Linked DNA regions of Mus musculus: regions 2, 3, 4 and 5 are each linked to region 1. A link is a loop called in an ENCODE intact Hi-C map of the cell type or tissue named here. Cell type or tissue: left cerebral cortex. All regions are shown on one strand.

The links. Hi-C counts contacts between places; a loop is a spot of excess contacts. Peaks named below come from ENCODE experiments on the same cell type or tissue, not always from the same donor. Only the 100,000 strongest peaks of a DNase experiment are listed, where the experiment ranks them.
Region 2: a loop joins it to region 1, with 2.3 times the contacts of the local background. A loop is called at or near these places in 10 of 42 quality-filtered maps.
Region 3: a loop joins it to region 1, with 2.7 times the contacts of the local background. A loop is called at or near these places in 9 of 42 quality-filtered maps.
Region 4: it touches region 1 in a loop (2.3-fold over the local background); 6 of 42 quality-filtered maps call a loop at or near these places.
Region 5: a loop joins it to region 1, with 4 times the contacts of the local background. A loop is called at or near these places in 19 of 42 quality-filtered maps.

The regions. Positions count from the first base shown.
Region 1 is chr9:62,978,014-62,983,013 of GRCm38, reverse strand. It overlaps Pias1 (protein inhibitor of activated STAT 1), which reads left to right and starts at 2,135. Exons shown (of 14, transcript NM_019663.3): 1 at 2,135-2,166. The coding sequence starts at 2,143. It overlaps Gm35574 (a long non-coding RNA gene), which reads right to left and starts at 2,500. Exons shown (of 6, transcript XR_379535.2): 1 at 2,487-2,500. In left cerebral cortex, a CTCF peak has its summit at 2,098; DNase peaks (open chromatin) are centred at 2,066, 2,896 and 3,354; H3K4me3 peaks cover 2,045 bases; H3K27ac peaks cover 982 bases.
Region 2 is chr9:62,922,112-62,927,111 of GRCm38, reverse strand. It overlaps Pias1 (protein inhibitor of activated STAT 1), which reads left to right. Exons shown (of 14, transcript NM_019663.3): 3 at 3,457-3,541; 4 at 3,784-3,831. Among named protein-coding and RNA genes, the nearest start is that of Gm35574, 56 kb to the left of the region's middle. In left cerebral cortex, no CTCF peak of the experiment used is centred here; DNase peaks (open chromatin) are centred at 1,056, 1,742, 1,994 and 4,163; H3K27ac peaks cover 4,133 bases.
Region 3 is chr9:63,106,478-63,111,477 of GRCm38, reverse strand. Gm35658 (a long non-coding RNA gene) reads right to left here. Exons shown (of 3, transcript XR_870837.2): 3 at 3,245-5,000. Among named protein-coding and RNA genes, the nearest start is that of Gm35658, 16 kb to the right of the region's middle. In left cerebral cortex, a CTCF peak has its summit at 2,119; DNase peaks (open chromatin) are centred at 1,588 and 2,122; H3K4me3 peaks cover 1,023 bases; H3K27ac peaks cover 2,015 bases.
Region 4 is chr9:63,054,583-63,059,582 of GRCm38, reverse strand. No RefSeq gene overlaps it. Among named protein-coding and RNA genes, the nearest start is that of Gm39354, 29 kb to the right of the region's middle. RefSeq lists an enhancer at 1-1,573. In left cerebral cortex, no CTCF peak of the experiment used is centred here; DNase peaks (open chromatin) are centred at 234, 614, 835 and 2,457; H3K4me3 peaks cover 528 bases; H3K27ac peaks cover 2,201 bases.
Region 5 is chr9:62,845,108-62,850,107 of GRCm38, reverse strand. Cln6 (ceroid-lipofuscinosis, neuronal 6) reads right to left here. Exons shown (of 7, transcript NM_001033175.3): 3 at 4,056-4,154; 4 at 2,954-3,142; 5 at 2,468-2,523; 6 at 877-999. It also overlaps the pseudogene Gm10653. Among named protein-coding and RNA genes, the nearest start is that of Cln6, 8.8 kb to the right of the region's middle. In left cerebral cortex, a CTCF peak has its summit at 2,248 (motif pointing left); DNase peaks (open chromatin) are centred at 1,198 and 2,215; H3K4me3 peaks cover 272 bases; H3K27ac peaks cover 415 bases.

The sequences.
Region 1 (5,000 bases):
ATAATAATAAATTAAATTATTTCTTTTGGGATAGGATCTCCTGTAGCCCAGGCTTGCCTGGAACTGGAATCCTTGGATCTTTTACCTCCCAACTACTGGGATTTTGTTCAGGTACCACAATTTCCATTTTTATGCAATGTCAGAGGTCAAACACAGGACTTCTTGTATGTTAGGCAGTTAGATAAACAGTCTACAAGCAGAGCTGAATCCCTAAGCCTGCCTGGATTCGAATTTGGTGATGCAGTCTAAGCTGCAGATATTTGAAAATCGTTATATTATAGACCAAAAGTCAAGAGTTGAATGATAGCTCTGGGTGGTTGAATAAAGATCACAGCTGAGTCTTAGAATCTCCTATCCTTCTTCTTTCTCTCTCTCTCTCTCCCCCCCCCTCTCTTTCTTCCTCTCTCCCTTCCTTATTCTCTCTCTCCCTTCCTTCCCCTTCCCTCCTTTTTTCCTTCCTTCCTTTCTTGTTCCCCTACCCCTACCCCAGGTCTCTTTGTGTAGCCTTGGCTATCTTAGAACAAGTTCTGTAGACCAGGCTGACCTCGAACTCACAGAGATCTGCCTCGTCTTTATAGCAAATTCCAGGGCTGAATAGTGAGACTCAGGAGAGAAAAAGGGTGGAGGGCGGAAAGGAGGGAGAGAGACGAGGAGAGAGGAATAGGGGTGGGGGTGGGGAAGCTACCTAGTAAAGAGACAGGAATGGAATGTTGGGACAGTGGCAGTGATGTGGAGGAAAGTTCAAGAACTCTGTTTCCAGAGAAAGCAATCACATCAACTGTTAGCAGTTCCCTCTAGGCAATTGAGGTAAGCCCTGGGAACTGAGAGTGGGCTTCGAAAAGGTGTAGATGAGAGCTCAAGATAGGGCAGGCAGTGGAGCTGCCTCAGGATAGGTTTGGAGGTAATGCCACTGAAGAAATGGGAACAAGTACTTGTAGAAAAATGAAGTCTTGTTTGTGAATTTATTCAGTGAAGAAAGCGGAGAAATAGAGTACCCATTGAAGGTAATTTTGGATCCAGAGGAAGCATAAATTTAAGTAAGGAATTTTGGTTATGTTTATATGCTGATGAAAATGATTCCTTGAAGAAAGGGGGTTGGAACTATAAAGATACTGGAGTAAAACATGTGGGCATGTGGGAGTGAAATAATCCAGGTCACTGGTCAGGACCTGGCCTTCTTGAATTCAGAGTAACCCAAATGTTAAGAGGATTTTGATAGTAAAAAGTTGATCAGTTAAAAAAGGCTGGGGTTTTGAAGGAAGCTTTTAGTAGATAGGAGTAAGTCTAAATATCAATGTAGGTGAAGAAAACCCTTCTGGGATTAAGCACACCCCACCCCCCCCAATCCATTTTTCTCTTGGTGAGCCTTTTAATCTCTATGCTGTTCATCACCATTAGTAATTATATCTTAATAGTTCACAGATCTGTACCCCATGAGCGACAGGTCAGGGATCTTCTCTAATTTCTGACTACCCAGGGTGACGCGATGAATAAATGTCTTCAGAATTTGCCTTAGCTACTACTGTTAAATGCTGTTTAGGAGAGTCCCTTTTTCCCCTCAGAGCTTTTATTTCGGAAAAGATACCATGGGAATGATATATATATATATATATATATTTTTTTTTTTTTTTCTTTTTTGGCCTAACTGCCTCATCATGAGGATCTGCGTAAACCCAGAAACGCTTCGTCAAATTCTCCTTAGACAAAACTGACTAATTGGCTAGTTGTGATCGACCGGCAGCTGGGTAGGGTACAGGTGCAGAACGCATCTTGCGCATGGGGGCGCGCCGTGGCTTCAGTCAACTGGGGCTCAGAGGGCAGCCGAAGGATGAGACTGAGGCCAACACCTCCCCAGATGTGGCCTCTTCCCTGGGCGCTACTGGCTCGGCCAGTGTGGGGGCGGGGAGGCCGAGGGGGTAGTAACTGTCAAACTCCCGCTTGGCGCCATTATTTAAATAGTGCGTGTGGGTCTCGCAGCTGTGCGTGCCCGGGGCGGGGCAGCGAGCTCCTGGAGTGGGGCGGAGGCCAGGGGCGGAGCGGGAAGGCTGAGGGGCGGGGTGGAGGCGGAGTCAAGTCCGCTAGAGGGGAGGTTCCAGCGCGGCCCCCGGCGAGCTTCATTGCGCTTGCGCTGACAGACGCAAGATGGCGGACAGTGCGGAACTAAAGGTAAAGCGCAGCTCGAATTCACTTCTAATATTCGGCCGCGGAGACGGCGCCGCGGCTGCCGGGGGGATGGGTCGGACCCTGGGGGGCCCGCTCGGGCCGGGCTCCACCCGAGTCTGGAGTTGTAGGCGGGAGAGGCGCTCCGGGCCTTAGTGGAGGGGGCCTGGCTGCGGCGGGCCGTGGGCCCCGGGTGCCTCGGGGGCGCTGACGGGTCGTCCCCGGCGTGTTATTGTTGTGGGCGCCTCTGGCGGGGGTGGCGGGGCGAAGAGAGAGTGAGTCGGGACGTGGCGGCAGCGGCGGTCCCCGGGGCCTGGGTGCCTTACCTTGCAGCCCGCCTCCCCCCCCCCCCCCCATGGGCAGCCAGGGGGTGGGGGGGTGTAGGCTGCTCTGGGAAGAGGGGGATCGGGAAAACTGCCCCGCTGCCGCTTCCTCTTCCTCTTTCGCCGTCCCGGGCTCCTGTCAGGCGCAGCGCTCGGACCCCCGGGAACTTGGCTCCGGCCGCCCCGCCCCTCCGCGGCGCCCAGGCGCCCCCGCCTCGCTTGCCGCCGCTGCCCGCCCGCCTGTCAATGGGTGCCCGGCCAGAGGGAATGCGCGATCCCGGGGCAATCGGCTAGGGAATACGAGGGAGAAGCTCTTGGAAAGTTTAGCGAGCCCGGAGCCGGCGTTGGGGGTTCGGCTAAAGGGTTGCAGGGGGAGTCTGCCCGGGCGGGACGTTACTGTTTCTCTCTTGATTTCGGGCCACCGGGGAGGGTGTGTGTGTGGTGGTGGGGAGCAACCCATTGAAAGAGTGTGCTTTTGGGAGCGGTGGTGGGGATGCAGCCACCTCTCTGCACTCTTGCTGTCTCTGGTGTGGCAGATGAGAGCAGCCTTGGGGGTCTCTAAACACACCATGATGGCGATGCTATAGCTGATGGAGGTGAATGGTTCGTGTTTATATCCCCCGTTGCCTTTTGTTTGTTAGGGACATCTTGCTGGCCATGTTGATTTAAACGAAATTCTCCTCCCACCCACCCCCCATCCCACCCCAACCTCCAATAAATAGAACGTTCCATCGTTCCTCTCAACTGTACCAATTACTCATGCCTCGCGAAATTAGATGAAAGGGTGCCCCCTTTCCCCCGCTTTTTCTCCCACCCCAATCTTTACCTGATGATGGCTCCTTTACTGAAGCACATATACCACTACACAAGCAGTTGGGGGAGGGCTGGTGGAACCCTTATGATTGGATTGTGACAAATGGGTCTCTGCTTGAATAATTCTGGTTTAGTAGCAGGCAGGCAGTTCTTAACTAACGCATATTATTTAGAGGCTCTGAACATGGTATTCCCTTCTCTGGCTTCCTGTGTGCGAACCAAACAGCTGGTTATAGCACATCTCTGTCAGAGTGGAGATTGGGCTATGCAATTATAAATCCTCAGGGAGATTTAGAAATTCTTTTTATAATCAATAAAAAAAATTATTATTTTCCCCATTATAATGAAATAACTTCTAAAACAAGCAGACCACTACCTGTGTTTCTGGACACTTTTCTTTCCGTGCACCTGTGTGTGTGTGTGTGTGTGTGTGTGTGTAAAAGCCTCACTGGAAGATCTTTTTTTCCTTAGTAACTTTGGAGTGTTAACATATCAAGATTTTTGTACAAGATTTGGGTATTTGTTTTTTTTAAGTTTACTTCTAATTACTAACTTGTTTAAGACAGAAAATCTTAATGGATAGCGCCCCCCCCCCCTTTTTTTTTAAGACAGAGGTTTGCTATGTTGCTGAGGTTGGTCTGGAACTCACTGTGTAGACAGACCATACAGGCTTTAAACTTCAGGGATCCTCTAGCCTCTGCCTCCTTAGTGCTAGGATTAAAGGGATTAAAGGCATTCACCACCATTCCTGACTTGGATAGTTTTTTTTATCCCAATTTCAGACTATTGATTTCACCAAGAAAGCCTCTGAAATTTAACATTTTGGAGACAACCACCTTGCATAAAAACAAACGAACAAAAAACCCCAGAGCTCAAGTATGTGTATTTTATGTAATTATTTTTCTGTCACTATGTTACTGTCATCTTTTATTTTTGATTTTGTTTTGAGGCAGGGTTTCTCTCTGTGTAGCCCTGGCTGTCCTGGAACTCACTCTATAGAACAGACTGGCCTCAAACTCAGAACTCAGAGATCTGCCTGCCTCCTGCTTCCCAAGTGCTGGGATTAAAAGCATGTGCCACCCCCATCCTCTTCAGAGTTGCTGCTGTCTTATCTTTGCTTCCTAATACTTTTTAGGAGTCAATTTGAAAAATAGCTGGCCAAGTTTTTTATACATGGACCATGTAGTAAGGCTTGAAAACCATATGGGAAAAGTACCTGCAAAGAACAGAGTACCTTTGTTGTTTCTATTTTAAGAAAGTGCCTTCGGGGCCAGGCATAGTGGCCCCATACCTTTAATCCCAGCCTTTGGGAGGCAGAGGCAGGTGAATCTCTTTTTGAGGATCAGCTGATCTACAGAGTGAGTTCCAGGATAGGCAGAGCTACTTAGTAAGATCATGTCTTGATAAAATAAAGAAATAGAATAAAGAAAAAGGAAAAAGAAAGAAGAGTGCCTTTGGGGATAGATGAGATTCCTGGTGTGAGTCTTGTTAGGTAAAGTTTACTCTTTACAGAAATGAGTCAGTATCACACAGACTCTGAACACTTAATGGAAATGGTATTTTTCTAAAACTGGTCTCCATTTTTTCACCCTCTCTAAAAGCTACTTGAAATTTCCAGAGGGTTTGTTTTCCACTCTTATGTTTCTGTTGTATAATTTTTCAAATTATAATAAGTGTTTTGACACATTGGTGTGTCATTGTGTG
Region 2 (5,000 bases), 56 kb after region 1:
TGAACAACTGAGGAAGGGGTTTTACCTGGAGGCAAAGCTCCTTAGAGGACTGCAAGTAAGAGGATGAGCTCATACTAATTGGCCTTCGGGTACCTCAGTGAATAAGAGCACAGACTATAAGCATGGGTTTGAATCCCCAGTGTTTGCAGAAAAAAGCCAGGTGTGGCTAGACCTGCCTCTAATCCAGCAGAGGGGCTGGGGACAAGTGGATCCCAGGAATTTCTCTGGCCAGCCAGCTTCGTTGAACTTGTGAGCAGAGCTTCAGGTTCAGTGAAAGCCATGTCCCAAGATGGAGAGCAAATGCAAGAAGACATGTAACATTGTCTTCTGGGGTCCACATAGATAAACACACACACCACAGCCTGGTATTCTGTCTAGATGACTGTGTCTTTGAGCCTTGTTCTGAAAAAAGAATAAATATGGAGAAACCTAATGATGAGGTGCTTAAGCAGAGAAAGCTCTAGGAATTAAAAAGAGCATTTTCACATCATGTTAAAAGAACAGTGGAAGCTGAGCACAGACATTTCTGTCTAAAACCCCAGCACTGGACAGACTGAAGGAAAAGGATCCAAGTTTGGGTGCAGACTGAGTCTGTCTTCCCTCCCAAAGCAACCAGTGGAAAAATAGCTTTAAACAACAACAAAGCATGGTGGCTCAAACCTTTAATCCCAGCACTTGAGAGGCAGAGATGAGGAGAGGCCGAGATGAGCAGATATCCTTGAGTTCCGGATCTGGTCTACATAGTGAGTTCTAGGATAGCCAGGGCTATGGAGAAAAAAACCTGCCTCAAAAAAGTACTTTTTACAGGTTTGTATGCTAATATAAGGATCCTATGGCTGCTGGGAATCCAACCCAAAAGTCCTTCAAGCACCACACCCACTGCACTCTGACTGCAGTCCAAGAACATACTTTTAATCATGAAATCATACAGCTCTGAATTGACCGGGAAGTGGGAGATATGTAGATCCGAGTTCCAGCTCTTGACTTGCTACAAACAAATATAAAACCTTTACAGCTTACTCCTCACTAGCTGGGCCTTGTAGCTTTTCTTCGTGGTGGTCAGGTGGGTTGGAGATACTAGATGGTAATTGTTAGTGTTCTTGTCATGGTCCATCTGGAGTATCAAAGAGTGACAGATGTCAGTGGGTAACATCAGAGGTTTGTTTCTCCATAAATTACCTACCGCCTTAGCTATGCCTCATGGTCTGTGCTCTGGGATGGACATAGGAAGAAATGATGGAACTTAGAACAAATATGCTGTGAAAGAGTGTGGTATGATAGCCTTTGAAAGGTTATGATAGGTTATGAAAGTTTATGATAGTCTTTTCAGTGTCACAGACTAGAGTGTGTCAAGAGAAGTGGCTGATGGAGAAGGTGAAGGTGTCCATGTTTTCTGATACTTGAAAAATGGCTGCTCTGGATAATGAGTGCTTTATGGTACCAGTGGGTGGACTCTCTAACACTGCAGATTTTAGGCCTGTGCTTTATGGCACCAGTGGGTGGAATCTCTAGCGTTGCAGACTTTCAGTCATTATAGGACAGAAGAAGTAGCCATGTTGTTTTAGCCAGCATCTTGTCATTCTAAATCTGCACCCATCTTGAAACTTCACAGTAGTCATATATTTGAAAATGAGTCTAAATTTTTGCCTAGTGAATAATACGAATTTTTGTGTGGCAGAGATTATTTTAGCACTGTTGTAGAGCAGAGCCAAAGATTTAAATTGGGCCAGGCCTGCTTGGCAAACAATCCCCATACAAGATACTCTGAGAAAGAAGCTAGCTGCTAAGGTTGATGACAGAGGGCAGTATTTGCCTTCCTGCATGCTCCTCCTTGTTTATTGATAATTGCCAGATTGTTACTGCACTTATAATTGTGGTAACTTTTTCTGGTTAGCAACTGTTCCTTGAAGATAGATTCTTTAAGAAAAAGCCTCACCCCACATATGAAGTAGAAATGCAAATCTAGCCTTTAAAAGATGTTGCTTCTGCACTGAGATGTAATTTTAGACCTGTGCTCTTTTCTCCACTGTTGGTTGTGCAGATTTTTTGATGAGGCATGCTGCAGTTGGGGTGGTTTATATGTTTCTTGCAAGTAGAACAAACCCAGTTAAGCAAGAGATTGAAATTAGCCAAAAGTTAGCTTCTCTGCAGTCTTAGGTAGCCCACAGCCAAGAATTATATGATGACAACTCTTAGTGATTCTTTGGTATTAAATTATCTTGGAAAAGTGCAGTTTTAATTTTTTCCCCTGAAAGACAGACCTTCATGTAGTCCAAGATAGTCTTAAACTCAGTATATAGCTGAGACTAACCTTGCCCTTCTGAGTTTCCAGCTTCTCCCTCTTGAGTACTGAGGGTACTGATGTGTGCCACCACACCCAGTGTATGGGATACAGGAGTTAACTAGGAAGCAACCTACCAACGGAGTCACATTCCCCAGCCTGAGATTTCTTAATTTACCTATTTATTCAATAAATAGTAGTTCAGAACTTGACACTCAGACACCGTGTGTGTGTGTGTGTGTGTGTGTGTGTGTGTATCTATGTGGACCCTAGAAGACAATGTTACATGTCTTCTTGCATTTGCTCTCCATCTTGGGACATGGCTTTCACTGAACCTGAAGCTCTGCTCTCAAGTTCAGTGAAGCTGGCTGGCCAGAGAAATTCCTGCTCTCACGTGCCGTGCCTATGTCTGTGCCTGAATGTCTTGGAATGTCTCTCAGAAAGCCAATGTATTTGTTGATCTCAGCATAGTTGGGGAATCCCTTGTGCCACAGTGATGCATGCTTCTTGTCTGCTTGCTGCCTTCCTTTTCCCTCCCCCTCCATCCTTTTTGTTCTTCATTCTTGTGTTTCACTTATATGTTGATCCTTTGAGAAGTGAACTCATCCAAGACTATGAAAAACTGTATATGACGTTGTATATAAAACATGTATGGTGCTCAGGTGTGGTGGTGCACAACTATAATCACAGCTTTCAGGCTCAGGAGAATTGTGTTTGAGGTTGACCTTTGCTGCATAGCATCATGGCAAGGCCCTTTCTCAAAACAAACAAGTTATTTCTCAAAATAAACAGAAGGCAGTGAAAGATTAATTTACTTTCAAAAATAATTGCAGTTTCACCTATGTAGATTCAAAGCAGGTACATTTGTTTCTTAGCTCAGAAACTCTGTATATGAAATTAGTATTATTGGTATGCTATTATAAGAGTGTGCATATAATTAGACAACTTTTGGTTGGTCTTTGCTATGTGTTCCTCTGAATTTGAGTTCTGAAATGCTGTTTCTGGAATTAGGCCTCTCTGTGCCTTTGGTTTTGATATATCACTACTAGAAATTTGTTAATTCTCATTGCTTTTGTTGTCTGGTCTCTAGGATATACAGTTAATTAATGATGTGGTTCTGGCTATGTCTGTACTGATGACCTTTAAGATTATTAAAATGTAACTCTTTTCTTCAGCTTCAGACAACAGCCAGCGCTTTCGGGAAACCTGTTTTGCATTTGCCTTGACACCACAACAGGTGCAGCAGATCAGCAGCTCCATGTAAGTCACCTTCAGTCTGACCTGCAGTTTGGTGTAAGCCCAGAACCTACCCTAGTAACTGTGTTCAACTTTCAGCAGAGGTACCATGCCCCCGCCCCCAGCTCTTTCCCTTCCTCCCTCCCACCTCCCTCTCCCCACCACCCCCACGTATGAGTACTGTTGACATTTCTGATACTTAGGAATAGAATGACATGTCTTCATGTATATATTTAAAAACAATTTTTATTCTTATTCTATTTTAGGGATATTTCTGGGACCAAATGTGACTTCACAGTGCAGGTCCAATTAAGGTACAGTGTTGACTATAATATATATTCAAGTTTTAAAATAGAGTGTTCCTTTAAAATTAATTTAAAAAATAATCTCCTCAACAAATGTATTGCAGATATTGAGTGAGCTACCTAGGAAGAGAAAGCACCCTGAGAGACTCTGCTTGTTGACCATTTGGGTCTTCTCCTTAGCGGTGCTCCTGGGGTAGTCCGGAAGCTGCATCTGATAGACACTTGAAGTATCAGCTTTTGGGCGGTTGTGGTCGAGTGGGCCTTTGAGCTAGTGCAGGAGGATCTTTGTAAGTTCAGCTCTGCTTTCTCTAACAGAGGCAGACAGGACAGCACAGCACAGCAGTCTGCAGTCTCACACACAAACACCAGATACTCCAGCCCGCCCCACCCTGTTTCACTTGTAATTTAAAATGCCCTAATTTAGAACCCACATGGAAGTTCTCAGAAATGTACAGAAGCATACCAACACACAGGCTTGCAGACACAACTTGTCAAGTTTTGTTTCTAGGCTCTTTCATTGCTTCTGAGGGCATCTAAGAAATTTTTTTCTTTTCTTCTTTTTTTTAATAAGGTTTTTTTTTTAATTTTTATTTTTATTTTATGTGTATTGGTGTTTTGCCTTCTTGTGTCTGTGTGAGAGTGTCAGAAGCCCTGGAACTGAAGTTACAGACAGGTGAGCTGCATGTGGCAGGCCCTGGTCTGTTGGAATAGGAGCCAGTGTTCTTAACCACTGAGCCACTGTCCAGCTCTCTAGCTTAGTAAAGGTTAGTCAGTAGGATGAGAAGGTACAATTTTTGTAGAAATCCTTGATTTTTCCAAAAGATTGTTCATTTAATGTAAAAACTAATGTTTTTGTGTGTTTTTAAAATAGTGTTCTATTTTCTGCAAAAGTAGCACCAAGCTGTGGCTACTCAGCATCTTTGGTTCTTTAGTAGCGAGGTAGCCCCTTGGCTCTTTTGACTGACTTTGTCTTGAAGGTGAGGTTTTGGCCCTGAGATCATGTTTTCAGTATATTCTACTGAGAACCAGCAAGATGTTTCAGGGGCCATATCAAAACTACTGTATGCTGTATCTTCCTCTCAGATTTGTAATGCATATGAGCCTGTATGCAACTCTGGAAAGATCTTTGATACCGATGCTTTAATTGTTTTGATTCAGGTTTTTAAAAGTTTAGTAAA
Region 3 (5,000 bases), 130 kb before region 1:
GTTTCTTTTATTTTTCCCAGTGCAGGACCAGTTTCATCAAAACATCAGTAGACTTCACACTTACAGGAAGAAGATGGACATGAGTGACTACTCATGGCTTCTCAGTCCTGTGACAGAGGATGGTAAATGCACCTGTGACAACACACAAGTGCGCCTTGACATCAACCTCCCATTTGTTTATAATGAAGGGCAGCTGACCCACAGCCACCTCTGCCTTCTGCATGCAGTCTGCGTGCGTGTGTGTGTGTGTGTGTGTGTGTGTGTGTGTGTGTGTGTGTCTGTGTGTCTGTGTGTCTGTGTGTCTGTGTGTCTGTGTGTGCGCGCGCACTCTCGAGCGTGCAGGAGCGAGCAGGAGTTCCACAGGCACAGTGCAGGAGGTAGCTGAACTCCAGGAGAGACTCCACAGTGGGTGTGACATGTTACCTGCTGCTCATTACACCCTCACAGCTTGAAAGCTCCTTGAATTACCCAAGTTGGCTCCTGTCCTTCAAGGCTAGCCTGTACCATCAGCCACTGGAGGAGGCCACATTCTTAGGAAATACAATAAAAGGAAGCAGTCAGTCTGGGGGATGTAGCCAGGTGAAAAAGCATGCTTGCATGATTTAACATGCAAGATCCTGGCCTTACACACACACCCTTGCATGCACACACATACGCAGGAAGTATTAAGAGGTATTTTGAGAATGGTAGGTCTGAGATGGTGATAAGCACCATTCCTTAGTAAGAAGTATTAGTAACAATCCCTCCCTTAGAAAGGGCTGTGTGTACAGCACTGTCTCTCTCGGCTTCTCTTTACTTACTCATTTGGATTTCTTTTCTTCCTTTCTTTTCTTTTTCTTTTTTTTTTCCTTTTCTTCCTTTCTTTTTTTTTTTTTTTTTTTTTTTTTTTTTAGATCCTTTGAGTACCTCTGGTTGACCTGGAGATCACAGTGATTGGCATGCATTTATTTTCAAGTGCTGGGAGGCCTGCTTCATTTACTTTTGATTTTTATAAAAGTGCATATATTTTCCATTATGGTGGTGCATGCAGCTCTTGGGATGCATAATCAGGCAGACCTCCGAGTTTCAGGCCACCCTGCCCTACATAGCAAGTCCTAGGACAGCCAGTCTATACCGTGAGACTTTCTCAAAAGTAAATATAGAAAGAAAGGAAGGGAGGAAGGGAGGAAGGAAGGGAGGAAGGAGACTGTTAACGTGTGTGGAGGTCTGCGGACATGCAAGGATCACTTCTCTCCTCCCATCATGGGTTCCTGGGATGGAACTCAGGTCCTAAGGTTTATACCTGCTAAGCGTCCACATACAAACTTTTCATATTTTTGAGACAAATTCTCACTTTATAATTCAGGCTGGTTTTAGACTTAACTGTATAGCCCAGGCTAGACTCCAACATGCATTCCCCCTGCCTCAGCATCCTGAATGCTGAGATTACAGGCATGCACCACCACACCCAGCCTGAAATGACTGAATAAGTATATTTATCTGAATTTGAAGGGCCTCCAGGAACCAGCAGTAGGAAGGCAGTATTTGCATTTTAAGAGCTGGAAAGCCTCCAGCTGACTGCTTGCGTTTATGTCTGGATGGCCCGGCCACTTGGGAACTGTGCCATTCCACAAGTGACTTACCTGTTCTTAGCTTCTCTGCCTTCATCTTTAAAGTGAAAATAATAGTACACATTTTATTACTGGGAGGAGGCTGGGCCAGCCTTTCAGTGACCAGAGCATCTGTGATGTTCAAAGGGTGTGGGCAGCCAGGGAGAATTATCCAACTAATAGTATAATTACCTTATTACGTTAACAGTATCACTTCAAAGGGATATTGGGAGGAAGGTACACGCAGAGGAACACGGCAGAGGCCGGTAGTGCGTGCTGTCAACATTATTCAGGTCCCTATTTTGCAAATGAGGAAATCAAACCCCTGATGCAGAACATGAAGCTAGTGGGTGGCAGGGCTGGCCCTGAAGTCCAGGCGGGTCCAGTATCCTCCAGCTGCCCAGCTGGGATGCAGACAACCCCCGCCCCCGCCAGAAGGCACCCTGGGAACGGAAAGCTGGCCGCCCTCCAAGTCCTAGGGCGCCCTGGAGCTGAGTCCTGCTGCCCCTCCCCCACTCGGGAACAAAGTGCACTTCTGCAGTTGGGGGAACATTCCAGCAAACCGAAAGCACTGCGGGGATGACCCAGCGGCTGCTTCCCGCAAAGGGGCGCGAGAACATCGTGGGCCCTAGACCGGCCTTCGGGGACCGCCCGCACCGGCCGGGGTGTGCACCCGCAGTTGCACGCAAGGAATCCTCTGTCGGGTTAGTGATGCTTGGCCAGGACAGGCGTCCCGCCAAGCAAGCGCACAGCTCGCTCCTGCTCTCCCTGCCGCCCCTAGCTCTTCCTGTTCTGGAAAATAAGGACAAGGAGAGCCTGCAGAGTGAGCTCCTGTGATCCCACAGTAGACCATAGCCTTTCGTTTTGGTTGTACGCCCCCCATCCCCATACTTTGCCCAGTATTTGCACGCATGGCCACATGGATTAACAATGGGGTCCCACCATTGTACAGTTGATATTTAACCCACTTTTCAGAGCAGTTTTAGGTTAACAGAAACTTGTAGGATACCCTTTCGGGCCTCTTTCCCAGCATCCCCAGCTCCTCTGGTTTGGCTTTTTGCTTTTCTAACCCTGGATCCACAGAATCTCTGCATTTCTATTCACTACTCGGTTGAAGGGCCGATCTGTACTGAAAAGTCATCAGCTTTTGGCAAAGGCAGCCGTCACTGCAGAATCCTGCTCCCCCTTCAGCCTGTGCTGGTTAATGTTAATTGTCAACTTGGTAAGCTCTGGAGTTACCCCAAGATGGGCCTCTGGCCATGCCTGTGGGGACTTATCTTGACTTTTTTTTTTTTTTTTTTGGTTTTTGAGACAGGGTTTCTCTGTGTAGCCCTGGCTGTCCTTGAACTCACTTTGTAGACCAGGCTGGCCTCGAACTCAGAAATCCTCCTGCCTCTGCCTCCCGAGTGCTGGGATTAAAGGCGTGTGCCACCACGCCCAGCTATCTTGACTTTTTTTTAATGGAGGTGGGAAGACTCACCCACTGTGGACAGAATCATTCCTGGCGCTAGGATCTTGGACCAAGTACATGGAGAGCCAGAGCTGGGCAGCAGATGAGTTGACTTCTCCACCTTGAACTGTGGCAAAAATGCACCCTTTCCCTCTCAAATTGCTTTCGTCAGGGAGAAAAATAAGACACAGCCCCAGAGCAGCACTGTAGTTTTCTGGTTTTGTCTGTTTTTATTTCTTTATGTTTTCATCTCTATGTTTTTGTTTATTCCACAGTGCCCTTTGTGAATTTTTCAGAATGGCTTCCTTCACTAAGTAGTATGTTCTTAAGTTTCTTTCATGTTTTTGTTTTTGTTTTTATAGCTGAGAGCTCATTTATTAAGTCTGCTTAATTATATCCCATGGTATTGTTGAACTGTTGAACTTCAGTTTACTAATTCACCTTTTGAATTGTCTACAACTGTTGAAAATTATGGTATCTTTGTTAATTTTGATTTTTTTTTTTTTTTACTAAATTTATGTGCTAATTTTTATGTCAAGCTGACACAGGCTAGAGTAATTTTGGTAGTGGGAACCTCAAAAGAGAGAATACCTCCACCAGGTTGACTAATAGACTCATTCTATGGCGCATTCTCTTGATTGATGGTTTATATGAGTGGACCCAGCCATTGTGGATGGTGGCACCTGCGGGCTGATGATCCTGGATGTGGTAAGAAAGTCGCAAGGGGCAAGCCAGTGATTAGTGGCCCTCCATGGCCTCTGTATCAGCTCCTGCCTCCATGGTCCTGCTCAATTTTGAGTTCCTGCCCTGACTTCTCTGTGATGGACTGATGTGGAAGTGTAAGCTGAAATAAATTCTTTCCTTCCACGTTGCCTTTGGTCATGGTGTTTCATCACAGAAATTGGAACCCTAAGAATAATTAATTAATGAATTTCCTGTGAGGGAAAGGTGTGGATGTACCATTACTGTGTGTGTAGAGGTTAGAGAACAGCTTGCAGGGGGAGCTTTTACCTTCTACCCTGTATAGAACACAGGCTTAGTCGCAAGCATCTTTTCCTGCCAAGCCATCTTGCTGTCCATTTTGACAATCATGAATGAAACTTTTTGTTGTTTTGGGAAAGGGTCTTTTGTTGTTTTGGCTAAGGCTGGTCTTGAACTTCCTGCGTAGTTGGACTTTGAACTTCTGATCTCTTGCCTCCACCACCTAAGGTCTAGAGTTTCTGGAGTTTGCCACTATGCCATGCCTGGTTTATGTGGTGCTGGGGACTAAGAGAGGGCTTCGTGTATGCTAGAGAAGAGTTCTACTAACAGAGCCCCATCCTCAGCTACAACTATGAATGAAATGTCTACAAACATTGTATGTGGACATTTATGTTCATGTGTGCCAGCTTGTTCCTTTTGATTATGCTCTGAATGGCTGGCAGCCGTCTACAGATCCATGTCATTGTGTTAACTCCTTCATAAGACACTGTCATGCCTTCTTTATTGTCAACTGTTGAAACAGCCTTTCTTGTCATTTGTGGTGGGGTGGTTTGAATGAGAATGGTCCCCCATAGGCTCAAATATTTAGATGCTTAATCCACAGTTCATGGAACTGTTTGGAAAGGACTAGGAGGTGTGGCCTGGGGCTGGAGACACTAAGAGCTCTTCCTGAGGACCTGAGTTCAAGTCCCAGCACCCACTTCAGGTGGTTTGCAACTGTCTGCACCCCAGCTCCAGGGGCAGTCTCATACCTATAACCTCTGTGAGCATTTGCATCCATGTGCAATGCCACCACCACCACACACACATGTAGTTAAAATAATGTAAGTGAATCTTAAAAAAAAAAAGAAGAGGGAGGAGGAGGTGTGGCCTTGGTGGAGGTGTATTGCTGGAGGTGGATTTTGAGTTTGAAAAAGCTTTGACCAGGCCCAGTTATCTGCCTTTCTGCCTCAGGCTTTCCAATCAGATGTAAGCTCTCA
Region 4 (5,000 bases), 77 kb before region 1:
AAATTCTTCATGCAAACGGGGGATCGTTTTAACGGGTTGGGGCCCCTCTGCTTGGAATCTAATTTCTGTGTGCACAAAAAGGAGTTGAGAGGATGGAACTCTCCAGAAGCTGAGATTCAGAGGAGCTGTGGGCTGAGTCCTAGGGAAGAACCGTGGGCCTGGGCGTCTGAGTGGGTAGCGAGGGGCAGGGAGGAAGGAACAGGCTCCTAGGCTCCTCCCGGTTGCCTAGGTGACAGGAGGTGGGAGGAGGACCCAGAAGTGCAGGCTGGGTTTATCCGGCATCTCAGATCTTAATTCAGTGGAGTGGCACCCACTTCAGCCGCTTTGATCCCAGCAGCTCAGCCTCCAGGGAGAGTGGGGCGGGAGTGCCAACACAGAAGAATTCTTATCCATTCTTTCAGCTCCGTCCTCAGGGTTCCGCCTCCCCTCAGAAATAATGTCCACTCTGGGAAGGGACTAGGGAAAGTCTCCTGGCCTGCGTGGTTTTCAGATGCTTGTTTCAAAGGAAATCTTATCCAGAACCCCTATATGGAAAGCAAACATCGGGAGCCACTCACCTCCTCTGCAGTGTGTGAAAAGTCATCTGGGGGGAAAAGAAGCCTTGCTTGCTTCTTTGAGTACCCCGCAAATGAATTCATGGCAGTCCACGGGCCTTCCAGTGGGCGCCCCAGAGCAGGGGAAGCAGGGCCCTAGACGGAGGCGAACAAGCTAACTAACTGATCCAGGAACTTCCACAGCTAGGGCAGCATTACTCCTTTTGCAAAGGAAACTGAGTCCTGGATCGACACAGCGGTTTGCTAGGAGGGGTGTCCATAAAGGGAGAAATATCTTCTACTGAGCAGCTGAATATTTGGCTGGCTCCAGCCGTGACTCTTAGATCAAATTCAGGGGTGCCAGATGGCGCAGGGGCGGAGCACAGGCCTGGGAATCTCATCCCTCTGTTACTATGGGGGGTGGGGGTAGGAAGGGGGGACACGCATGACCTTGGGGGGATTTATTTTGAAGAGGCAAAGGGATCATCCCCTAGTTTGCAAGAGGTCCAGAAGAGTAATAGGATTAAATGGTGCTCCAGTCTGTTTTTTTTTTTTTTTTTTAAATTGTTTCTAAATGTCAGGGCCTCCTTGGGAGAAGGGGGCAAGCACACTGGCTTTTCAAGACTATTTGACAGTCAGTTTTTAAAACCTCATTATTTTTTCTCATTTTACATGGCTAATTATAAAGTAAGAGAGAGTCAACTCAGAAAACATGAAGAACAGAAAATGAAAGGAAAAACAATAAGATCATCCATAAACATAGCTCTAGACACAGCCGGTGGCCACTTCCTTTTAACATTTTTTCCTTGTACGGAACACTTCAGATTGTAATTTTTAAAATAACCAACGAGTAATGTCTAACAGACTAATATTAGACCATAAAAGTGAGGCCTGTGGGATGGCTTAGTGGATTAAAGGTGCTTGCCACCAAACATGGATGGTCTGAGTCTAATCCCTGGAACCTGCCTGGTGGAAGGAGAGAAGAGATAGTTCAAAGCTGTCCTCTGACCTCCACGTGTGTGCCACGGAAAGTAACCCTCCCCCAACAACACACAAATTAAATACATTTAGTGATTTCTAAAAAGAGTAATCAAGTTAAAAATCTGCGTGAGACCTCCCAAACAGTACAGGCTACTCTATGCTCAAATGGAGAGACCATATTGTAGGAGATACCACACATACTGATTACGGGACATGGAAAAATCAGGTTGTGGCACACCAGAAAGCTTCTTCCGGGACACCTAACTTTCTATAGGGAAAATGTCATTATCTGTCTACCCACCTGTCAATTACAATATGACCAGTGTGGCAAGACATGCCCGTGGGTACAATACTGACACTATGTTATAGGCACAAGCAACTGCCTTCTGACTGTGCTTAAGGCCCACTCTCTAGGAGGAAGCACATGCCTGGCATATTGTAAAACTGGCCAAGAACCCATGTTGGGAGCTCACCAGCAGAGGAGTGGAATAATATTACTATTATTCTGTGTTGGAGATTGGTTCTAATGCTTTGTTGCAATAGGGAATCTGAGGGTCCAAATGCTAGCGGTCCTTGCCCCCAGTTGGTTTTTGATCGATCAATAAAGATGTGAACAGCCAATGGTTAGGCGCAGGACAGGACCCTTAGATTTTGTGGATTAGGATGCAGAGAAGAACAGAGGAGAATCGCCATGACTTGGGGAAGAAGGATGGGACGAAGTCACTGCAAGAGATAAAGCCTACCACCATGAGAGATTTGGGTAAGTGGCCACTGGTCACTTCCCTGATTGTGCCTGGGGCAAATGGGGAAGGTTTAGAAGTTCTCAGTCTTTGAGTAGCCAAGGCATTTCAAAAATAAGCTAGTGTGTGTGTGTGTGTGTGTATGTGTGTGTGTGTGTCTTTCATTCACAGATCCAAAGATAGCTCCTCGGTGGGTGCACAAGTGCCATCTGCAGGGAGCACAAAATGGAGTAGCTAAAAACTCCCGCTACAGTTCTGCGAAGCGGGCTTACTGTTAAGCTGCCCTCCAAATGTGCATCTTTTAACGTGAGACTAGTGCCCCTCTTAGACCTCATTAGAGAAGGCTCTGTGTTCAGCAGACGGTTATTCACATAGGAACATGCTGTTTTGTCATAGCAATGACATAGTATGACTCGAACTCAGCAAGCATTTTGCTGACTAAGCTATTGCTTTATCCTTTTTTCGTTTATTTAGACCAATCCAATATTTATGAATATTGAAAGGAATTGTATAAAAAATAGTATTAAATAAATGTACATTCATTTGTGTAGAGTGGTATTATGTATTTCTTACGTTCCTTCTTTCTTTTTCTTTAATTCATTTATTTTGGCATTCATATTAGCTCTGAGGATCTGCCCACCTCTGTCCTCCTGCCTAGAATTACAAAGGTGGATAAGCATTCCTGAGTTCTCTGCAACAACTGCTCTTAACCCCTGAGTTGTCTCTCCAGACCCTTTTGCTAGTGAGTAAGAATTTTTGTGTCTTTTTTTCCCCACTGACTTTTTGTTGTCCAGTGCTAGGGATCAAGTCCAGGACCTTGCACATGTAGGCAGGCACCCTAACCCTGAGCTATACACCCAACCCTGCTGGTTCCATTTGGCCAAACTTATCATATGCCAAGTCTCTGTGCTTTTCTGACACTTTTTCTGTTTATCTCCTCTCTTCTTACACAATGCATTAGTTTTCATTAATATATGTTATTATATATTTATATATGTATAGTTAATATATTGACTACAACACACACACACACCACACACATGATGCATAAACTACCCTCCTTTTTCTTCTGTTCCCTTGGCTGCTTTCCTCCTGTGTATGTATTCTTCCATATGAATCCATTTAAGAACATCAGTGGAAAGCCTTTTGGATAGTTTGGTTGTAATTACATTCAATTTGAGCTTGTATTTTAAGAAATATACTGAAGTTTGAGTGGTTTTTTTTTTCTCTTTAAGAATTTAGCATGCCCATAAATTATGCTTTTTAAAGATGTGTTTTAGTTAAGTTTCCAAGTTACCTCCATAGAGAGCCTGCTCATCTTGCTCTAGGGCTTAGTCCTAAATGTCTGATAATTTCGGTCACTCTTTTTGCTGTTACCTTTTCTGATTGTCTGTGCTTACATGCAGGAAAGTTGTCAGCTTTCTCATGTTGGTCCTGTTAATTTCAATAGTCTCTTCATTGGTTCTTTTTGATTGTTTCTTTGTTTGTTTGGAGACAGGGTATCACTATGTAACTCCGACTGTCCTGGAACTCAGAGATCTGCCTGCTTTTGCTTCCCAAGTGCTGGATTTAAGGGATGTGCCACCATGCCTAGCCCATTTATTGGTTCTTAAAGTCTCCTAGGTAAAATAGCCCCATGTCCCTACATGTAGTCAGTGTTTTATATATGGCCTTTTTAATTTTTAAAAAAAAAGTTATTTATTTTATGTATGTGAGTACACTGTAGCTGCCTTGGTCTTCAGACACACCAGAAGAGGGCATCAGATCCCATTGCAAATAGTTGTGATCATGTGGTTACTGGGAATTGAACTCAGGACCTCTGGAAGAACAGCCAGTGCTCTTAACCTCTGAGCCATCTCTCCAGTCCTGTGTATTCCTTTCTAACACCTATATTCTTTTTTTTTTTAAGATTTATTTGTTATTATACATAAGTACACTGTAGCAATCTTCAAACTCAGAAGCACCAGAAGAGGGGGTCAGATCTCATTACGGGTGGTTGTGAGCCACCATGTGGTTGCTGGGATTTGAACTCAGGACCTTCGGAAGAGCAGTCAGTGCTCTTAACCACTGAGCCATCTCGCCAGCCCACCTATGTTCTTAAAATGTTTTATTATATTTATTTACTCTATGTGTGTGTTCATGTGTGTGCATGTCATGGCACATGTGTGGTGGTCAGAGGACAATAGTCAGGTTTAGCAGGAAACGTTAATGCACTGCAGTCATCTTGCTGTCTGTCCATCCGTCTTAGTTGCTTGGCGTTGAGGATGGTGAAGAAGGAAGAAGTGTGAGACTTGCCGTCTTGCCACTGACAGGAATGGGGACACATCTCCTGTTGTATTGTGTTCACTGACATAAGCATGGCGTAACAGCTCCAGAATCTCAGTGTCTAAATAGATGAACTCCTAGTTGCACAAAGTCTAATGGGAATGCCTCAATCAGGCAGTTCTTCCTGTGACATCAGACCCTTCCATCCTAGGACGAGGCCACATTCGTCTCGTGACCTTCAGCTCTGCTGTTGAAGAGCTAAGTCTTTGATCTGCTCTGGCTTGGGAATGCCTTCCATGCACAGTCTAGAACTACACATGTGCAGAGCCTGGAAATATATTCTCTGACAGGCTGGCTGTTTCCTAGAACCTTAGCATAAGGCTTCCACAAGTTCTTCACAACCTGACAGTTTCTTGGAATCAGTATTTGTTGCTTGACCTCTTGTTCCTCCGTGCAATGATTACTTTGCCCTCTTTGATTT
Region 5 (5,000 bases), 130 kb after region 1:
ATTTATTTATTTTATATATGTGAATACACTGTCACTGTCTTCAGACACACCAGAACAAGGCATCAGATCCCATTACAGATGGCTGTGAGCCACCATGTGGTTGCTGGGACTTGAGCTCAGGACCTCTGGAAGAGCAATCTGCTCTTAACTGCTGAGCCATCTCTCTGGCTTTTCTTACCGCATTAGAACACTTCCACGTGATAAAAACTGGCTCTGGAGGAGCAAGAGAATGCACTCTTTGCAGAGAACACCGTGCAACACATGGTCTCAGTTCGCATACTCCCTGGGGCCTCATCTCTTGCCAGCTTGGTTTCTGGAGACAATTGAGTTTGGGGATTCCATCCCAAGACATGGAGACTATTGTCATTACTGTCCCCTTGAAGGCTGGACCACTGACATCTAGAGTTGTTGCAACCCCGCGTATAGAACACTCAGAGGCACTTGGTAGCTTCTACAAGGTTACCTGTCTGCCTCTAGGGCACCCTAATGCCGACCTGTTCACTTAAGGGACTCCAGCTTTACAACCAAGGTCTGGGACCTTGGGGACATCATGCAACAACTTTGAATGACAACTTCAAGGCTGTTTTCTCCCTTTTGAGGGTAACAACATAAACATCCCCACCTCTCAAGGTGTCTAGCAACAGCTCTCTCTCTCTCTCTTTCTCTGGTCTTTTTCGAGACAGGGTTTCTCTGTGTAGCCCTGGCTGTCCTGGAACTCTGTAGACCAAGCTGGCCTTGAACTCAGAAATCCGCCTGCCGAGTGCTGGGATGAAAGGAGTGCGCCACCACGCCCGGCTTCTATGTGTGGGCTTTTACTGTGGTGGCTCAGTTAGTGCTTGTGCCCTTTGTCCACCCCATGTGCCAATGTCCACTCACCAGTAGTACAGACCACTGGGCACCACCAGGAGCAGGGCAGGTCCTGGCATGTGGCTCTCAGCCTTGCAGGTGGTGAAACAGCCACTGAAGTACATGAAGAGGATGAGGAAGAAGGGGATGTACCTGTGACAGAGAGGCAACAGCTTCACACGCCTGGCCAGGGGCTGTCCCCACCACCTTCCCACTGGTCCTAGTGTGTCACCGTGTTGGCATGTCATGCACACTGCTCTACTTCCAGCCTTTTCTGCCCTAAGAGTCAAGGTGGGAGGAACAGAAACTAAAAGGTAACTCTCATGCAAAGGCTCCTGTGTTAAAACTGAGGGGAAGGAGTGGGCGCCATGGTAACCACCTCCTGCCTGCCTTCCCTCTCTGGGCTTGGTGCCCGCCCTGTCCTTCATTCCACATGGAGATGAGGGGATGAGAGGCTCTGTCCCATCCATGTCCCTCAAATACCAGCAAGTCCAGTGCCACACTAGCCTGGCTACTGGGCTACCCAGCAGGGCTGAGGTCTGAGAGAACACAGTGCTGGGGGAGCCAAGGAGAGCTGTGAAGGCCCTCACTCACCCTCAGCCCACAGTCTCTATCCCATCCGAGAGTATGGCTTCTCCCCCTCCACACGGAGGGCTCCCTTTCTATTCCAACACACACACACACACACACACACACACACACACGTGCGCAAGCACACAGGCACACACAGGCACACTTGCTCATCACTCCTGCTCACATGCAACCGTTTTCTGTCCAGTGACACCCCGACCCTCAATCCCCAGTCCACCCCCCCAACCTCTCCTGAGTTCTCAGCTTGTTCCTCCTCTCCCTACTTCCAAAGGGAGGAGTCATCTATCTGTCAAGGTCAGGAAGAGCTGGCAAGAGAGGCCTTTCTGAACCAAGAGGATGAAGACCTATAACCTCAGACAGACCCAGAGACACCAGTGCTGGGCATGTGTGGAGGGAAGCGCCTCGCAGTGCTAGCCCATCACCTCCTAGCTAACAACTGCTCTCACCTCTTTCCTCTGGCTTTAGTTCATCTTGTGTAGGATGAAGGAAGAGGAAACCCTTTACTTGAGCCCTGTGTCTCTGACTCTGACCTCTCATGCCTGAGATTTTCCTGAGAGCAGCAGTAGTGGCGATGGTAGAGAGATTCCCCTGGGAGAATGTTCTAAGATGGGGAATACAATCTGTGGCACCCAGACCTGGCCCTGCTGGATCTTCTCAGCTTTCTACGCCCACAACTGTCTCCTGCACCAGACCCACAACTCTCTGTGTGTTTGTTTATCAGGACTAGGCTCCACCCTCCCCAACCCCAGGCTCATGAGGACGAGCATCTGCTTGCTGCCCTCTAGTGGCCGCTGTGGGAACTTCATGTAGGAAGGAGGCTCTAGGAGGCCCCCTTAAGGCCAAAGGAAAGTAGCTGGGTCTTCCTAGCATGCTGACCAGGGGTCCCACTCATAAAACCTTCACTGAGCAGAGAATACCATCCCAGATGTTCCACTCAATAGCTGGAGACCTGGGATCCAGGGAGCCTTGTCCAGTATCTCTTGGTGCCTGGACCCTGGATGGAACCTAGAGCAGTCAGCCGGTCACTCACCACATGCAGTGGCCCAGGTACTCGTCATAGTAGTACAACAGCTCAAAGGAGTCGATCTGAGAAGGCACAGGGGTGGCAGAGTGAGGGGGGCTGGGACCCACCCCTGCCCCCCTCTCTACCCTCCACCCACACACACCATTCTCATTCCCTCCCTAGGGTACCAGATGGGCCATGAGGAGCCAGTCACTGGGTCTTGCTATATAAACCAGGCCGGTCTTGAACTTGTAGCAATCCCCTTAGTCTCCTGAGTGCTGGGGTTATAGACGTGCACCCCACAGCCAGTCAGACACCGTGTCCCTTTGCAATTAGGAGCATACTAGTTTGGGTGACAGTAGACAACAGTGCCTTCCCTCACTTAGGTGCATGCTTGTAATTTGGAGGTAGACAGGAGAATCAGGAGTTCAAGGTCACCCTTGCCGACTTATACAATCTATGGTCAGCCTGGGCTACAGGAGTCATGAGGACTGGCAGGGGAGGCAGCCTCACCAGAGTCTCCGGCTTGAGGTTCTTGATAATGGGGTTCTCTCTGACGGACAGGTGGTGCTGGTACCCACTGAAGAGCAGGCGATGGTTGACTGAGTCTCCCACCAGGTGGATGCTGGCTCCCATGATGAAAGTGATGATGCTGACATAGACTATAGACCGCGGCAGCGTTCGGGGGGACCGCTCAATAAGCTGAGGTGAAGAATGAGGGCCATGGCATGCCCCTGCCTCAATTACGATGTGTGATAACCCTTCCCTCAGAAAAAAAAACGGGATAGAAAGTCCCTCTGGAAGTTGTGAGTTCCTTAGCAGGGCAGCCTAGCTACTGATCATGGTGGAGTGTAAACCCAGCAGGGTCTGACGAACTCACACTTCCTCTCCAGGAACATGAGGTGGAAGAGTTAGAGGCGGGATCAGAGCTTCAAGGTAGGCGTCCTGACCAGGCCTGGCCCTTCCACTACCTCAGTGTGTCCTATGTGTGCCTTAGGTGGGCTAGCATGATGCACAGATCTGAGTTTTGAGTGGCAGGCCCTAGCAAACAGAAAATGTCAGGGTGTATGAAATGAGCGTGGAAGTTCTAAAAACCACAGAAACTGAATCTTGAGGCCACTGTAATCTCCTACTGTTAGAGATTTGAAATGTCTTTCATTTTAAATTTTTTGTAAAAATTTACTTATTTTATGTATATGAGTACACCATAGCTGTCTTCAGACACACTAGAAGAGGGCATCAGATCCCATTACAGATGGTTATGAGCCACCATGTGGTTGCTGGGAATTGAACTCAGGATCTCTGGAAGAGCAGTCAGCACTCTTAACAGACGAGCCATCTTTCCAGCCCTCATTTTTAAAGAAACATTTACCGATTTCTTGTGCGTATGTATATGGGTACACATGTAAAGGTCAAAGGGCAATCTGTGGGCATTGTTTCTCTTTTCTGTCATGTGGGGAGGAAAGTCAGGCCATCAGGCTTGGCAGCCCCCGACCCACTGAACCAGCTTACAGCTTATGACACGGGTGTGCGCGCATGCATGCGTGAGAGAGAGAGGGAGAGGGAAGGGGAGGGGGAGGCGGAGAGGATGGGAGGGAGACAGGCCAGTCTGTACCTTTAGCAGCAGGAAGGGCGTGATGATGTTGTAGGTCATGTGAAAGTAGTCCCCGACACTTGGCTTGTTGAGAGGAAACCACTGGATCGGGAATACCAGCTGGGGAGAGAGCATCACTCACAGGGAGGCCTGCAGGCCACTGACACCAGCCCCTCAGACACTGAGCGCTTCGCTTCCTGTGTTCTCTTGGAACCCCTTTAGCAGTCCCAGACCTAATGGACTCCCAGAGAGAAACTGAGTCCCCCAGTCAATAAGTGGACTGTCCCAGTCATAAACGATACACAGATATCCAGGCCCCTCTACATGATAGCACTTTTCCCCCCAATTTTTATTTTTTAAAGTTTTATGTTTTATTTAATCTTCCATCTAAGGACAAAACACATTTACAATCTAAAATCCTTCATAATTTGAAAACCTTTCTTTTTTCCTTTGGCCTTTTTTTAAACCCAAACTACACTATCATAGTCACATCTGTTTTATTTCACTGGTTGCCCGGAGCGTCGAATGCCTGCTGAACCTTCCGCTGTGCAGGTCCGTGTGGCTCTTTCACTCCTTGCTTAGGTTTATTTCAAGGCATTTTTTTTGTTTTGTTTTCCAGGCTACTGTGAATGGGACTGTACCTGCCTGGTATAGAAGAAGGTTACTGATTTGGGTATGTTAATTTTGTAACCTGCCCCTTTGCTGGAAGTGCCTAGCAGCTAGGTTTGTTTTGTCTTAAGACAGGGTCTCTCTGAAGACCATGTACCAGACAGGCCATCAAAGTACATGTTTAGTGTGGAAGGTTAAGCTTCATTAACAGAAACAGCAATTTGCATATATTGTATAGAGATATATCCTAATGTAGAATAATCAAGGTGCAGAATATGGGGTATAAAACAAAGTTTCCTTTGGTTAGGAAAAAAAAGAAATTTCTATATATGTTTACATAACCAGAGAAAGGAATGG